Regions from separate parts of the Mus musculus genome. Here region 2 is linked to region 1. The links are chromatin contacts, found by Hi-C in ENCODE. All regions are on one chromosome and are shown on one strand. Each heading gives the region's core, a stretch centred on a gene start or an enhancer-like site at or near the end of the contact. The rest is flanking DNA. Distances are from core to core; before and after follow the strand shown. Region 1 has its middle 43 kb from the start of Gm40925. Region 2 has its middle 85 kb from the start of Phactr1.

The links. Hi-C counts contacts between places; a loop is a spot of excess contacts on that map.
Region 2: a loop to region 1 is called in a map of T-helper 1 cell, with 3 times the contacts of the local background. The contact joins two enhancer-like sites. A Hi-C loop is called at or near these places in 1 of 37 maps with a recorded cell type or tissue (T-helper 1 cell).

The regions. Positions count from the first base shown.
Region 1 is chr13:41,717,050-41,723,120 of GRCm38, forward strand. No RefSeq gene overlaps it. Among named protein-coding and RNA genes, the nearest start is that of Gm40925, 43 kb to the left of the region's middle. Within about 2 kb of position 2,515, at least 1 of the 3 ENCODE cell types and tissues checked has a DNase peak (open chromatin) inside an H3K27ac peak, as active enhancers do.
Region 2 is chr13:42,592,549-42,598,050 of GRCm38, forward strand. No RefSeq gene overlaps it. Among named protein-coding and RNA genes, the nearest start is that of Phactr1, 85 kb to the right of the region's middle. Within about 2 kb of position 1,404, at least 1 of the 3 ENCODE cell types and tissues checked has a DNase peak (open chromatin) inside an H3K27ac peak, as active enhancers do.

The sequences.
Region 1 (6,071 bases), core at 1,265-3,764:
GAGAGAGAGAGAGAGAGAGAGAGAGAGAGAGAGATGCAGTCAATAAAGCTGAAAGGAGTTAGAGATCTGAAGAGCAATTTGACGTCAGACATGAAGATGCAGAGTTTGGAGTTTGTCCTGCAGGTTTATGGTCTTGCTTTGGTCCAGTCTTTCCTCATGATGCTCTCTCTTTCCTCTCCTTGGAAACAGTCATGTATATGCTGTTTCACTGTATGTTGAAAGTATGTGATCTGTAATTACTTCCAGATAGAGTGTTTTAGAATGGCCACTCTGGACTTAGAAAAGAGAAGCTGGAGCGAGGCAGTAGCGGATGGCACAGAGGGTGGTGGTGATGGGAATCACTGGAGGGACTCCTTCATCCTCAGGCGTTGCATCTCTCACTATGAGCAGGGTAACAGGTAGAGACACAGAAAGCTGAGTGGGTATGAGACACTTTTGGAAAGTGAGATAAGAGGTATTTATTCATTTTTATTTCATATACATTGGTGGTTTGCCTGCATGTATGTCTGTATGAGGGTGTCAAGTCCCCTGGAACTGAGTTACAGACAGTTGTGAGCTGTCACACGGGTGCTGGGAATCAAACTCAGGCCCTCTGGAAGAGCAGTCTCAACTCTTAACCACTGAGCCATTTCTCTAGCCCCAACCTTTCTTGGATGGTGGTGGATATGTCAGCTACAGCTTTCTTTTGCTGAAATCAGGACCTGGTAAGAAGCAGTTTAGAGAAGAGGGTTGTATTTTGGCTGATGTCCACGAGTGGAAGATTCCCAGGGGCAGGAGTGCGAGTAGCTACCACACTGTTTCTACCATGGTCAGTCAGCAGAGAGGGGTAGTGCTCAACCTGGGTTGGTTTTTTGTTTTTTGTTTTTGTTGTTGTTGTTTGTTTGTTCTTTTTAAATTTTCAGTCCAAGATCACAACCCATGGAGTGGTGTATTTATGGAGGGTTTTCCCACCTCAACTAATTGTTCCTTCAAATACCCTCACAAGCACCTGCCTAGAGGTGTGTCTGGTAGTCGAGTCCAGATCTAACCAAGTTGACTATTAAGTCTTGAGGGAGGGAGCTGGAGGAGAAAGAGAGGATAGATAGAAGTCTAACATATTCTGTAAGCATGTAACATTCTCAAAGAATAAATTACACACTATCTTAAAATTATCATCACAGTTGGATGTGGGATGAAGGCAAGTTGCCAGCGTTAACTAGGCTTTGAGGGGGATGTCACAAAGAAGCCTGGTGGTGCCGCTGAGCATGCTGGGAAACCAGGTAACAAGGCAGGAAGGCTGTGGGTGGTGGACTCCCTTATGACACATTAAGTTTTGGGTACTATTTTAGTTTGAATCTGCAATAATCCCCACAGGTGCGTGCTTTGAATGTTTGGCCCCTGTTTTGTGGTGCCATTTTGAAGGCTGAGGTAGAGTCGTTCTGTCAGAAGTATGACACTGTGATGGGCCTTTGATGTTCACACCTGCTTTTGGTTCCTGTCTCGCTCACTCTGCTTCCTGTCTGCCACCCTGTGTACAGACACCACTTACCACAAGGAGCAGGGCCCTCCCACCCCCAAGCCTTCTCTGTCATGGAGCCAAACGATGGAAAAAAAGAAACCCTTCCTCCCTTAAGCTTTTTCTATTGCATGTTTACATCAGAGAGGTTCAAAAGTAGCCAAGACGGGTGCTTTAGGGATGGCTAAATAGAGCTGGTGAGCTGACAGCCCAGGCCTCAGACTTCTGTCAGTATTAAAGGTACAGAAAACACACACATTTAATGCCATCAGAAGAGACAGTGGGGAGAGAGTGAGGAGACACGCTGAGGCCCCAGAATCTAATCTGAACCAATTCCGACACATATTATCTGGAAAACAAACCAAAACAGACAGCTGGTTATGTAATATTGAAAGGCTGAGAAAAGAAGCATTGGGGGTGGGGAGGAGGTAGACTGTGACTTGGGACTCAGTGGTCTAAGGCCAATGACAGCTGAAAATGACAGTTGGGCTTAGCACTCTAAAGTTATGGGTGTTCTTGTGTGTCTCTTGATACTCCTATGCCATGGCTCAGGGGATTAAAGGGACTCTGGCAGAGGAGACAATTGAGAAAACGAATATATCAGATTTCTCCTGCCATTTAGATATGAAGGGATAGAGAAAGCCAGGAAGACATTTTTCTTGTTTGTTGTCCTTAACTAAAAAAGACATCAAAATGAAAAAAAAAAAAAAAAAAAAACCACCAGAGGAAAGGTTGCGAGGACGTAACTGAGCAGCAGAGAGGACACAGGGTTCAGAGCACGCTGAGACACAGCGGGTGACTCTCCAGCTAGAGAGAGAAGCACCTCTCCTCTTCCGGCAACGATGATATTTTTGTCGAGGTGGTAATTTGCAGCAATTGCTTTTAGTCTGTATTCTCCATGCGAATAACTTCTGTTGCCGAATTACAGCTCGTTAGAGCTATACGAGATGTTAGAAGTTCCCGATCTCGTCTGTCTACCGCAAATGATAAAAGCAGGGGCCGGAGAGGATGCGGCTGCATTGGCTGCATCTGGGACCGCTTTCATCTTGGCGCATCGTGGGTGGATCACTGAGCAACCTTGAGCCTAGCTTTCTTCATGTAAAATGTGGGCCATAATTATCATGGAAAGGAGTCATCTGCTTTTGTTGGTGGTGCTACTGCTTTGAAAAGACTGTATCTCTCTGACCACCCATCTTTATGCCTACAGCTTATAGGCCTTAGCGTTACAAAAAGGCAAACAATTTGGTTGTGTTGCAGTTGATCAATGCTGTGTCCCAAAAATAAAAACGCATTTAAAGGCCTTTTAGATGCACACCAGGGACTGGGGAGATGGCTCAGTAGGGGAGAGTGCTTGCCATACAATTATGAGGACCTGAGTTCAGGGCTCAAGACCCCCTGGAAAGTGTTAGATGTGGTTGCAGGCATCTGTAGCTTCAGCTCTTGAAGGCAAGGCAGAGACAGGAAGATAGCTAAGACTTACTAGCCTAGCCCAAACGAATAGAGTTCCAGGTTCAATGAGAAACCCTGACTCAAGAGAATAAAGTGGAGAGGGCTAGAAATAAAATGTCTGTGGTCTTCCTCTAGCATCTGCATGGCACGCACATCTGTACACTCATGTGTACACACACCATACATACAGACACACAGGCACAGGCAGACAGACAAACAGACACTGCAGACCACAGTATTGATATCCAGATGTAGATCTTCCCCTTACTGGCTCCATGAGCCCAGTGCCTGTGAGCCCTTCTGCAGGCCATGTGTGTGTTGTGTTCTGTGCTTGCTGCTGGATTAACCACTACCTGGTGACAGTTTCTAGCTCATTATATAAAGGAGAAACTTTTCTTCTTGGAATATAAATCATCTCTTTTAATTGACTTATCTGTTACCTGCTTATTGTATAGTACAGATGTTTTGAACGTTTTTGTAATTTCAGATTCATCACTGAGCTGTAAAAGTGGTTCAGAGACCTTCTTCAGTATAACAAAGCACACTCCTCATCCCAGCTTCCACAGAGGAACTACCTTATGACCAATAGACTGCTTTCCAAACGTGGCCAGGTGGGACACTGATGCTCATCCTGTTGTTTAGCATCCGAACCAGTGCTGAGGCTCACAGTTAGCTGGGCCTCCAGCCCAGGAATCACTCTTTCTTTTCCTCAATGTTGACACTTTTGAGACCTGCCTCTTAGTTTGCATTGTCTGTGTTTCTTTATGGCTGAATTCTCCTGTTCTTATATCCATCCTCTCTCGTAAGCATTGCATCTTGGGAATTTGGGAGCTGCATTCACCACCAGCCTGTATTCTTTTTGCAGAGCACACATCTGCACAGAAGGAAACCTGCTTCTTGCCCCATGCCTAGAATGATAATATGGCCTTCAAGAAGTTGACGCAATGCTTATGGTTCTACTTGCATGGTTCTCATGAAATGGTTTATAGCATGACGGACTTTGAGTATTTTATTATCTAAGATACAACGCCATGCAGCTGGATACCTAGAAATGTCAGGTCTATGTTCTTCTCATTTGTCATTGTTCATTAACTAGGAACAGACCTAAATCATCAAGAGTTCATTCTTAGACTTAAGTACCCAGTCAATCAAAATTCTTCTAGAGTCATCAATAAATAATGTCACCATGTAATGACTCCCCGTGCCAAAGGAATGAGCAGTCAGGTAGGTACTGCAGGAGCGGCTTACTCCTCAGAAGACAGCAGACTCAGAATCATTACGAACACCCACAACAGGTAGCACAGACTATCGTCCTTCAGAAAGCTTCCTCTAACTTTAGTTCACAGGACACATGGAAATGCTTACCCAGGATTGGAAGCATGACTTCAGTCTGCCAATGTATTACAAGATGGCCTTCGCCTGAGAACTTGCCTGCACGTTTATTTATCCATGTATGGGATGTGTTCTAAGAGCTCAACGGGATGTCACACACAGGCTATTCTATAGGGAGGCAAAGCAGACATGGAGTTTGTTTGTAGAGAAATGTGATGGTGGATGTTGGTCATAAGAACAGCATGACCAAGCGTCATCAGACAGAGGAGCAGGAACACAATATAAAACAAATCAAAGCAAAAAGTAAAAACCGAGAAAACCATCATAGCTTCATGGAAGAGGACAGGTAGAGTAGAAGCCAAGTGGGGCAGTGGCCAGGGAGACCCCGTTTGGTCCTCCAGGAAGTGCCGCTGATGACTTTTAAGCACAACAGAGAGAAAAATCAGATTTGGATCTTAAAGTTCTCTTTAATGCAACAAAAAGACAGGTTACAGGTAGACACACCATTCTCATGGCGGCTCTGGCCAGGGATGATAGTGGGCAGAACCAGCGTGGTGGTGCAGAGACACTGGAAGAAGGAAGATGTTTTAGAGGAAGTGGCAGGGCATCCATGGGAGCTGGTTCAGACTGCCAGTTTTCACCCTCTTAGCCCTAAACTTAAAAAGCTCCTTTAACTCCATGTGCTGCAGTTTCTTTATCCATAAAACAGAAAACAATAATCATACGTGCTACACACATACCCATGTCCTGCATTCCTATGCATATGGCTTGTAAGCCAAGGGGAACTAGCATGAGTGTAGCTCAGGAGATCCTTAAGAGCCGAGCATGATGGGACTGGGAGCTCAACTGAGTGAGGGGCAGAAGAAATAGATGTATATCAGTCAGATACTCATGTGCAAACAGCAGATACCAAACTGTCTTAAATTGAAAGGAATTGATAAGGAAGGTACCTGCAGGCAGAATTTCCACTTTCTGCCCAAAAAGGGTAATAGGAATCAGATTTTCCTATGTGCCCAAAGTAGATGAAATATGCAAGGCCGGAGTTTTGTTTTGTTTTGTTTTGTTTTGTTTTTGTTTTTGTTTTGTTTTGTTTAAGACGCTGGACAGTAGTTGGTGAAGTTCAGCTGTCTCTAATAGGTGGACACAAAATGAGGTGAGCCTTGCAAGTATCTCCACCTGGCTGCTTGGAATTATTTCCAGGCTGAAGCACAGGTTGAGTGAAGCCAAAGGGAGTCTGTTGGGGGCCCTGATGTGGGCAGATAGAAACTCCAGGGAGTTCAAGAGGGTTGGGGTTTTCAGAGCTCAATGGCAGAGAGAGAGAGAGAGAGACAGAGAGAGAGTGATTTTTCCAAAGACACACCTGGGGTCACTCTTGAAAAGTCAACTGAGGATAAGCATCAACCAAAGAAACAGAGGGACCCGAGTGCAGGCAGGGAGTATTAGAAAGGGTTAGAGAGGTACCAGAGGGAGCCATCTCTTAACACATAAACAAGGCTAGGAATAGTGCCCATGGCCAGGCAGATTAGAAAATGGGTTGTCAAGTAAAGTCGTCTTGGGGTGGGGGTTAGCCTTCGACTAAATGGCATTCTGCATCACCTAGCAAATTTTTAAACCGAGCTTCCAAATAATCCAGCAGCTTCAAATGATTTACAGCATATCAGCATAACAGTCTTTTGTATGTACATTTAATTTATTTCTGTATTTATTAATTTACATATAAATAAGCTATCTGGTGTCCAAAGAAGTAAAATTAAATCTAATCAGAAATTATGGGGCATGAGGAGGCTCAGGAAAA
Region 2 (5,502 bases), core at 154-2,653, 870 kb after region 1:
GCTGTATCTGCGAGAATGGAAGAGGCAAAGAAGCCAAGGCATTATCACGTCTTCTGATATCCACATATAAAATTCACTTCCATGGTAATTTTGTAAAACTTTGAAAAGATTGTCAGTATTGTATGCTATCTGAAACAATGCAGGCTTTCTCTTCATACCTCTGACAGTCTCAGGTTGTAAATAAAACAGACTCAAAAGAGACAGATGCATACATCTAGGTTTTGGTCATGAAACTTGTTCATCTCAAGGCTGTCAGTCCCAAAAAACAAAAAACAAATTGTGAAAATGAACTGAACTAGGCGGTTTTCTTGTTTCCTAACAAGTCTGGCTTCTATGAACCTTCTCTTAGCCGCTTACTCTATGAGAACCCAAATACAGAAAAGGGAGGTGGCCTTTTAGCTCAGCTCTCCAATCAGGCTATCTATCTAAACCAAACTGAAAGTTACCTTGTGTCCTGTTTCACCCAAATGGGACATGGAAATTGAGCTAAACCTCCCACTGGAGGGAACAAGACTGGACCAGAATGACAAATTGTAAGCCCGTGACTCAAGGCTGACCATAGACCAACAACAGGAAATGTCCATGAGGCTTATCACGCTGCTTATGGAAAACCCTGCACTGGGACTTATTTACTCTTGACAATGGCTTACGTTCTGGAATTTCCTTCTTCTGTGCTACATTGTAGTGTGAGTGCCCTTGAACCAGTGGAGAAAGATAGAGGCTGAGTTGATAGACAATCCAAAGCATGAATCACCAGAGACTACTTGACTAGTTACATGGTAGCTAGTAAACTGCCATGCCCGCCAGTCCCCTGTTAGAAACTAGAGATAAAGTACAAAAGCACTCACGTTTAACCATGGCTCAGAGTCTTTGGGACTTAGGCGACAGCAGATAGAAATGGAATAAACAATTCTAGTGAGGATGCAAGTAGATAAAACCTAAGAGTCTGGCTATGTTAACACCTCCGGTAGTAAAGCCTTTCCCTGAGAGCCAACAGGTACCATACATAGCCAGGGAAGCCACATGATGGGGAACTGTGAAGTCTGAGACATCCGAAATAGACATCCTGCCACAGTCTGCCTCATTATGAAACATTCCCCAAACACACTTTCGTAATAGACTCTGTAAAAAGCAGTTCTCGTGGGGAAAGCACAGCTCTGCCAAACCTGCTTAAAATCAATTTTGTGAACTGCAAGGCAGTCTTGGCAAGTCCAACTTTCATCACCTATTTGGCACATACCGGACTAGCATATCTGGAGTAACATTTATTACTTTATCTAAATGCGGCCCTTGGGGTCTGGGAGATGGCTGCACTGGGAAAAATTAGCTAGGGACATATAGGAAAGGTCTTTTATGCTAATTTTTCATGTTCTTGCTATTGCTTCTCAAGTGTTGTTTTCTCCGAAGGGAGAGCTGAAGTGAGGTTCCTCTCCATCTGTTTTGGCAGAATCGAGGCATCTGTCAGGGCTGAGCCCACCTTTCCCTCAGCTGCGACTACACAGAGTGATGTCCCAGCATCTCATCCAACTGCATCACCACGTAGATTCACAGCTACACACCCAACAGGATAACTTCTCTAGACAATGTTTGCTACAGGGTAGGCAAGTTGATTGACGTTTTCAAATCTCTATTAGGCACCTTTCCGCGCATGTCATAGTATAAACATTAATTTCTCAGCTATCTTGCCCAAAGTTCCAAAATCACACAAAAAATAAAAAGGTGTTTATGATACCTCAAAAAGGGTTTTGGCAGTGGAGATAAAGGCAGCATATAAAGTTTCAATACATCAAAGAAAGGGAAAAAATATTTTGGGAGCCTATCAGTATTCTCTTTGATGGGGTTAGAAGTAGCAGTTGGGTAGGTAAATATTTCTTGGCTCAGACAGAATAAAATGTTTCTATAAAGGGGAGAAAAGTTAGGCTTAAGTAAAGTAAAAACCAAATATGACAGTCAAGAGTGTGGTTCAATAGTGGAGCACTTGGCTAGTACAAACAAGGGACCTAGGTTCAACTCCCAGCATCAGAAACAAGCTAGCTAACTAAACGGGAACAGCTCTGTACCAAAGCAATCTCTCTTAAAAGTGAATGGAAATATCATAGACTCAGAAAACAATGACATATACATATACATAATATACAGTCATTACAAACCACTAATTTTTTTTAAAAATGTGATAAATATGAGTGAACATTCTAAATAGACATATTTCCCAGAGAAGTACAGTAGCAACCTATAAGCACACTAAAGACTTAGCATCACTATCACCAGCCATAAGCCTTCGAAGACTACTCACAGCAATGCCCAAATTCAAAAGCTCTGATAATACCAAGTGTTGGCAAGGATACAGAGCACCAGAAACACACGGGCACTGCTGGCCATAGTGTGTATAGTAAGGCCCTTTGGAGAACTTACTTCCAGCAATTCCACTCCTACACAGTCTCATGTGCCACTCACTGAGAAAAGTACATCTTGATGACGCTGACACTGGGAAGACACCATAGAGAACATTTAGGCAGATGCAGACCATGTAGGTAGGGCAGGTATTCTATACAGTCTGTCCCTGCAATCAATCAAATAATACTCTGGACGAAGCCACTGACAGCAGCACACAAACCCTTATTTTATAGGAAACATGTGTTTTTCACAAGTCGCAGGATTACTCTCTAAAGTAGAAACAACATACAATCATAAACAAACAAACCATAAAATAGTCATTTTTAATCATTGCCAAATATCACTGTGTTGTGACGACATGCCCTGTGCCTTTATGTGGACAGTAGTTTATTTACACCAGTGTCACCACATACACACGAGGAAAGCCTTGCATGACAAAGGCATAATGGATACAAAGTCCCTAGAGGATAGGATAACAGCTGTTCCATTATAGTCTTAACATAATCAGCTGTTGCTCAACATGTCACCATATAATAAGTAACTATATTTAATCATAGAAAAGTTGTGCCATATATACACAAGAGTGTGACTTGTACAAATATATATCACAACTATATTCATGATAATCCCAAGCTGAAATGGCACCAATGCCTGTCCATGAGAAATGAATATATGATTCATGATGCATTCATATGAAGGAACACTATTCATTCAAAAATACACGCAAAATACACCCTGCATGGATCTTGAAAGCATCGTGCTGAATTAATAAGCTAAGCCCAAAATACTACACACAGTAGGGCTCCCTATATACAAGTCCAGACTAAGACAAAAGTGACCTGTGGTTATTGATGTCATCGTGAGACCTTGGCTGGAATGAAGCAGAGGCGTCTCTGTGATGTTAGAAATGCTCTAGCACCGGTCTCTGGGTGGAGAACGCACAGATGGCAATCCTTCCAGACTTTTCTACTTGACCTTACCGTGAACTGTGGACTAGACAGAAAAAAACCCAGTACCTGAGGCTACTGAAGAGAGACAAAATCAGACTGATACCGGCAGGTGGGAGTCACTGGATAAAGAAAACAGAACGAAGTGGATTTCTATGTTGGCGTAGCTTTCAGCCTGAAGGGGAAGACAGACTGTGCCCTGCTGAGCAGCCAGAACCTGAACTCAAATATGCTGGGTCATTAGCTGAAGAACACAGCAGCCTGGATGTAAGAGAATAGTCAGGGTGGCTTAGCCTCGAAAACCTGACCACACCAGCTGTTAAGTCAGTGCTTCTTGGGGCTGGCGAGATGGCTCAGCGGGTAAGAGCACACTGACTGTCTTCTGAAGGTCCCAAGTTCAAATCCCAGCAACCACACGGTGGCTCACAACCACCTGTAATGAGATCTGACGCCCTCTTCTGATGCGGGTAAGAGCACACTGACTGTCTTCTGAAGGTCCAAAGTTCAAATCCCAGCAACCACACGGTGGCTCACAACCACCTGTAATGAGATCTGACGCCCTCTTCTGATGTGTCTGAAGACAGTGTATTTATGTATAATAATAAATAGATCTTTGGGACTGAGTGAACAGAGTTGATTGGAGCTAGCGGGGCTGACCAGAGCGAGCAGAGGTCCTAAAATTCAATTTCCAACAATCACATGAAGGCTCACAAGCATCTGTACAGCTATGCTGTACTCACATACATGAAATAAATAATTTTTTTAAGTCAGTGGTTCTCAACCTGGGGGTCTAGTATCAATACTTAGATTACAACTCATAACAGTAGCAAAATTAGAGTTATGAAGTAGTGATGAGATAATTTTATGGTTTGGGGGTCACCACAGCATGAGGACGTGTGTTAAGGGGTCACAGGATTAGGAAGGTTGAGAACCACTGTGTTAACTCCTGTACTGTGATATTCACAAGAACAATCCATCACAGTCCAGTTAAGATGGAAAGAATTGACAGAGCTTTCAGCTCCGTCTCCAGCTGCATGTCAGCCATGGTGCAGTTGATGTCTAGCCAAGTCATGTAACCACTAATGTGAAAAAACAGCATTTTAAGTGACATTATTGAATGAAATATTGGTACCATATATCATTGGCTCAAAAGATAATGTAAAATTATTCAGGAAGGGAAATAACCCCAGACAGCCATATCAGACACTGTATAGACTCTGATCCCATGAGAGATGGCCTAGAATTCAATTAGCAAGCAATGAATTCAATGAGGCTGTCACAACCATGCTTTAGAATGTAAAAAAAAAAGCATACATGAGTTAAAAAGAAAGCAATAGAGGAGACACCTAAAATCTGGGGGCAGAAAGCCTAAATGAAAATTTTACAGTTGAAAATATATATCTGAAATTTAAAGTAGATTTAACAACAGATAGGAAATTATGTAATAGAGAATAGGTGACCTTTAAGTTAGAGAAATAATGTGGCATGCACTAGGTACAAATATAAATTGTGCTTGCACATGCATGTACACATAGGCACACACACAGACCACAAATGTAGTCATTTTTTTATTAAAAAATGAGAAGATCTATTCCTCAGGACTTTGCATCTGTGATATGTTGTCACCCCTGGCTCTCTGGAGTAGGTTCACAGTTCTGCAGCCCTTGGAAAGCTGAGCTACACAGAGAAGCGCATCCTCCTGTGCTAATTAATCTTGCTGGCCAATGTCAAGACCAGACTTCCACTAGGGCCTCATTTGAACCCAATAGCTTTGAACATTTTCAAAAAAACATGGCAAACTCTTCTTTCTCTTTCTCTCTCTCTCTCTCTCTCTCTCTCTCTCTCTCTCTCTCTCTCTCTCTCTCTCTCTCTCCCTCTCTCCTCTCTCTCTCTCTCTTTCTCCCTCTCTAAAGGGAACTGACATTAATAACCAGGTGGGTTTTGAAAGATAGAAAGCTCCCCAGAGAAGGTAATGTACCACGATTAAGTTCGCACAGAACTGACATCATGTAGGGGAGCGGGATGGGGGAACCACCCACAATAAAATGTTATGCCTGTCCCTGTTTTCAATTTCCTCCCACACACCCATGCTTCTGTTGAAACTTGTTATTGCTAAAGTACTTTTTTTTTAATCATAAAAGAGCTACTGTTCTAAAAGAGA